Regions from separate parts of the Homo sapiens genome. Here region 1 is linked to region 2. A link is a contact called in ENCODE Hi-C or POLR2A ChIA-PET data. All regions are on one chromosome and are shown on one strand. Each heading gives the region's core, a stretch centred on a gene start or an enhancer-like site at or near the end of the contact. The rest is flanking DNA. Distances are from core to core; before and after follow the strand shown. Region 1 overlaps SEMA5B (semaphorin 5B). Region 2 has its middle 7.6 kb from the start of LINC02035.

Region 1 (2,700 bases), core at 159-2,658, 42 kb before region 2:
GCTTGATGACTGAGTTCTGGGGTTTGGTTCATCCAGGTCAGTGTTGACCTGGTGTCAGCCTGGGGCAGGTAGCTTATGGCAGCCCATAGCTCAGGCTTGGAGCAGGGTCTCAGCTCCAACGGCATTCCCTGAAGGGCCCTACAGACAAGCCCCCAAAGCACCAGGAACTGGTTGACCACCTTTCCCAGCATGTCTCTTAGGGGCCTGACCTCAGGATTTCAGACTGGATTCACTGTGACAGAACTAAGGGAATAAATACATTTTATGTCCACGTTCCCACTCTGGTGTGTACCATCTGTCCACAGAGGGGAGAGAACAAGCAAGAGGTTGGGGTGTGCCATCCAGTGTCCCCTGGAGCAGACCTTGGCCTCTGGTCTTCAGTGCCCGGTCCTCCTGTCTGTTGTCTGGCCTGGTGAGGAAGCCCTGACTTGTAACTCTCAAAGCCTAACTTCAGGGGTTGCCCTGCCAGTGCCCTCTCCGGGAGCTTTGGGTCCCTGGTTATAAGCTTTCAGTTCTCAGTGTCTGCTGTCACCAGTAACCAAGTGCTGAAAATGATCTGTACCACTTTGCTGACAAGGGCGGCTGGGCCAGGGTGCCCCCGCCCAGCTTCCTCTACTCTCCCTGTGGCCTGGGGCTACACTTGGGTTAAAACTCCCCATTATGGAGCCAACTGATTCTCCCACTTGGCCCCAGGGCATGATTTAAGCAAACTTAAAACTCAATGCTTTATTGATAGTTTAAATAATTAACATTACGTAAAGAAAAATCTAAATGTAAACAGTTTTTGCAAACGAGTATCCATTAAGGGACTTCCAAGTACCTAACCCCTATTAAACAATTTATGTAAACCACTCTTCCTTAAAGAAAATCGAATGCCCAGCTCCTTCCCAATCCTCCAAGCTCTGAAGTAGGGAAGAGGTGCAGCTAGGAGCAGATGGGGCAGTGTGTGTGTTGGAGGTGGAGGAGTGGGGGAAATCAAATCAGCTCACCTGTGTGGTTATTTATCAGTGTAACTTAATAAACTGGTACTGGGAAAGAAAAGGAGGCTAGTGATTGACAGCATCCCCGGGCTGCTGAGAGGACCAGCATGATGAGCTGTCTTGGAGTTGGCAATTAGGAGCTCGTGAGCGACCTTTGCCAGAACAGTTCCATGGGACGACCTGGCTGGAGGCCTAATTGCAACAGATTTATGATCTTGGTTTGCCAGATATCCTGCGAGGCAGAAACGAGGACTGTTCTGCACATATGCATCAGGACGCATAATGGGGCTTTGTTCGGGCCTGGGCAGACATGGAGGGCAATGCCTGAGCTCTCTTCCAGTTTATCTCCACGTCCTCCAAGCTCAAATCTGGCAGCCCTGGAGTGGTTTGAAGTTGAAACTCCACAGAGCAGTGGACTTAATGCTCCAAAGATGCGTTGACATTCAGCCATTGTCCCTGGCCCCCAAGTGTCCGTGGGAGTTGCTGAGTTTTCATGGAGATGATCCACGTCCCTGGGTGTCGCCTGCTTCCTCTCACAGCGTGAAAACCACACAGCTACTGTTACTAGAGATCATCCTGGAATTTCTGGGACAGCCCTTGTTTAAAGCACTCTGTGTTCCAGATTGATCAGACACGTCTCTCTCCACCCCTTCACAAAACTCCACTAAAAAGAGTGAGAAATTTTAAAGGGTGCACATTCACAACAACAGAGAGAATGAAAAAGATGTCAGTGAAGAAGAGATTATGCATTCTGGGGCAATGGAAAGCGGATAGAGGCTGGGCACAGTGGCTCACTCCTGTATTCCCAGCACTTTGGGAGCCCAAGGCAGGCGGATCACCTGAGGTCAGAAGTTCAAGACCAGCCTGGCCAACGTGGTGAAACCCCATCTCTACAAAAATACAAAAATTAGCTGGGCATGGTGGTGGGTACCTGTAATCCCAGCTACTCAGGAGGCTGAGGCTACTCGGGAATCACATGAACCCAAGAGGCGGAGGTTGCAGTGAGCAGGTATCACGCCACTGCACCCCAGCCTGGGCAACAAAGCGAGAATCTGTCAAAAAAAAAAAAAAAAAAAAAAAAGAAAGAAAGAAAAAGAAAAAAAAGTGGATAGAGCAGGTCGGCTTGCAGAAGGGATGCAGTGGACAGGCAGCTGACTCCTCAGAAGGGCCCCAGAATTGGGTGTCCCATATTGTATGATGTGAGGATGAGGTACAAGGATGAAAGGAAGGATTGATTGACATTCTCTAAATTAAAGGGTTGGGACCCAGGTCTCCTGTCCCATCCTGAACAGCAATCCTTTCTTCCATCTTCTCCCTCCCTCCAATAAAGGAATCAAGACCCTTTCTCCAAAGATTCAACTAGAAAGTCTCCATATTCAGAGACTCCTAAAGGGCACTGATGGGGTGTGATCAGACGAAAGTCTACTTCCTCCTCCCACCCCCTGCTCCCCCAGCCCCACTTCCAGGCAGGAGACTAAGGGAGTCTTTGCTGGAAAAACTCAATGACTACAGAGACCAGACTTTTAGAATATGACATAGAGGGCCTCCCAGTGAAAAAGGCTCCTCACCCAGCACCCTACAAGAAGCCCACCAGTCTCTATGAGACCTCCCATGGAGTTCCCAGTGAGCTGCTTAGTACTTTACTCTTAAAGCAAACAAACAAAGATGCTTTTTTTTATCACGTAATTTCATACACACACAAAAGCAAAGAGAATTGTAC
Region 2 (2,700 bases), core at 41-2,540:
CTTCATTAAGTGGTTAGAAAAGTATGAATAAATGTCCAAGAAAATGTAAAATACAAACTTACCTCTTACAATGTTCCTTTTACTCGAAGGTGTACTGTTCATCTGTACAGTAAGGAATAGGGAACTTCCTACCTTCGCCTCTTTGCAATATTCTCAAGGATGCCCCTGGGACACAGACCAAGGCACCAGAGAAGGAAGTACTATCGAAGCTCCTCCTTACTACTGAGAATGGTGAAGAGGCAGAGAGGATGAACTCAAAAGCAGCATGCTTTATTCCAACCCGGAATATAGTTAGATAAGGTGTGCAGCCTTGACCCGAGTGTCACGTGGAAGAAACAAGGTCCTGCTGCCCTCATGGTTGCTCACTGATGCCCTCCTTGCCTTCTTTTCTCAGAACTTGTCTTCAGCGGTTTGGCGATCTTTCACAGTAGTTGGGAAACAGGAGAAGTAAGATTATTAAACAACAATTGCCATTCTTTCTGCTCCTCCACTCTATAATCCATCTGAATCCTGAAAATCCCAAGTCAAAGCACCCCATCTCTAATGCCACATTGTCTGGGACAGAAATACATACAGAAAAGGGACAGATACAAAGCGCTACCCTGGACTCATCATGACAACTGTCGTAAGAGGTACCGTGGACGCACATTCTTAATCGTCTTCTCTCACTTTTTTCTGGCAGTGAGGAGGTTTTAATTTTACTATTAGTTTTTTTATTTTTATTTTTTACATCCAGGACCTCCGCAGCAGTGCTGCTAGGTGTGAGAGATGCATCTGTTGCTTGTGAAGTGGGAACAGGGAGCAGGTGAAAGGGGAAGCGGGAAGCGGAACACAGCCGTGACCTCCTGTCAGCAGGCGCTGTCTTAGATCAGTTTTAGGAAAGGCAGTTCTTGCTTTCCTTCAGTCTCTCGTGCTTGTGAGCCTCTTGTGCCCCTTGCCCTGATCCAAGGGCCCCTGATGCTGAGGGATGACCGTGGACTTCCGAACTCCAGCCCCACTATTTACTGAGCAGCTGTGTGCTGCGTGACATGGGGGTGGTGACACCTACCTCGCAGGGGTTCTGAGAAGAGTAAATTGATTAAAGGACTTCGTGTAGCACAAAGGGCAGCCTGTACAAATCCATGGCCCTCGGAAAACCCCCTTCCCTCCACATTTGGATAAAGAGCTACCCAGCACCTACTGTTTCCTGGTTAGAGCCCGGGCCTCTGCAGCAGCCACATGGCCTGGGCTCAAACCCAGCTCCACCCCACACACCAGCTATTTGACCTGGGGCAGTTTTCTCCTCTGATGCAAAATGGAGCTAATAATAGAACCTACTCCGGGTTTGCTGTGAGGCTGAGGCATGGAAAGTGCTTGGAACAGTATCAGGCATAGAGCAAGCACCCAAAATTATCACCACTGTTACTGAGCTAAGAAGCACTGGGGGTTCAGGCCTGTTTCCGCAATCTGAGTCACGGATATGTCAAAGTAAATGTGAAAAATATGATCTTCAGCTTCATAAAAATTGCTTTGTTGACAAAATTCAAAAATATAACCTAGCATCCTTTAGGGAACAAATGATACTCATCCAATAAATTATGCATGAAACAACTCTCTAAGACACCACTAGTGAAAAACGAAAGTATCCCTTATAGGGCCTCCCCATCTCCATTTATATCCAAATGAGAATTTGCCTCCCTCCCTCCAGCCCTTCCTACATCGTCTCCTTTCTGTCTTTTGCTAGAATTAAGAATTGAATGGTCTTAAAGATCATCAAGTCATGTGTGTGTGTTTTTTTATTTTGGTGGAGACCAGGCTGGTCTTTAAGTCCTGACCTCAAGCGATCCTCCTGTCTTGACCTCGCAACATGTTGGGATTACAGGCGTGAGCCACTGCACCCCGCTATCAGGTCCAGTGTTTTATATAAGAAAGAACTAAAGAGGTGAAATAGGGCCCATTCATGCCGAGGGCATGTGGTTTGTAAGTAAAGAACAGGAAGGGGAAGAGGTCAGTGTGACTCACTCTCCTGTCACCCTTCTCACCTGAGCAGAATCCTGAAATGCATTCATTTGCTAGTAGACCCTACGGGGCTGGCTAAAGAACTAACCTGGGGACACATATCGGGAGCTAAAGTCTTCATATCTGAACAAAGTAACGTGCTTTCTGGTTATCTTTTCTAACAAAATCATCAGAAACTAGGATAAATATACAATGGGTATTCCCCAGAATCGATCTCCTCAGGAACAACCTAATGTCCCACAATAAAATGAAATTTTAAATTATGTTTCCTTGTTATGGGAAAATGTTCAGGATATAATGTTAAGAATATAAAACAAAAACACAGTACAATCTGTACTATATTAAAAGACATTTACAGCAAGAAGAAAGCATTACACTTTTCTGTATTTAAAAGTCTTTAATAGCTGTTTTTTGTTTTAAACAGTGTCTCACTCTGTCACCTAGGCTGGAGTACAGTAGCAGGGTCACTGCTCACTACAGCCTTGAACTCCTGGGCTCAAGCTATCCTCTTGCCTCTGCCTCCCAAAGTGTTGCGATTACAGGCATGTGCCTGGCCCTGTGTATTATTTTATGATGGAAAAATTATTTTTAAAAATCAGGGTAAGAATTCTGTTTCCTATATGGCATTAAGATAGGTACACTGTGTGTTCACCCAACCAGCATTCATTGAATAGACGCTGAAGACTCAAGAGGGAAGGGAGG

What was found. Hi-C counts contacts between places; a loop is a spot of excess contacts on that map. ChIA-PET counts read pairs that join two places held with the same protein, here RNA polymerase II (POLR2A). Pooled maps may share reads with other maps.
Region 1: a loop to region 2 is called in a map of MCF 10A, with 2.4 times the contacts of the local background. The contact joins two enhancer-like sites. A Hi-C loop is called at or near these places in 2 of 168 maps with a recorded cell type or tissue (MCF 10A and mammary epithelial cell) and 1 of 50 pooled maps. POLR2A ChIA-PET finds 5 or more read pairs at or near these places in 5 of 52 experiments (GM12878, MCF 10A, PC-9 and 2 more).

Annotation. Positions count from the first base shown.
Region 1 is chr3:122,935,048-122,937,747 of GRCh38, reverse strand. All of the region lies in intron 5 of SEMA5B (semaphorin 5B), which reads left to right. Among named protein-coding and RNA genes, the nearest start is that of LINC02035, 50 kb to the right of the region's middle. Within about 2 kb of position 1,408, at least 2 of the 41 ENCODE cell types and tissues checked have a DNase peak (open chromatin) inside an H3K27ac peak, as active enhancers do.
Region 2 is chr3:122,892,766-122,895,465 of GRCh38, reverse strand. No RefSeq gene overlaps it. Among named protein-coding and RNA genes, the nearest start is that of LINC02035, 7.6 kb to the right of the region's middle. Within about 2 kb of position 1,290, at least 3 of the 41 ENCODE cell types and tissues checked have a DNase peak (open chromatin) inside an H3K27ac peak, as active enhancers do.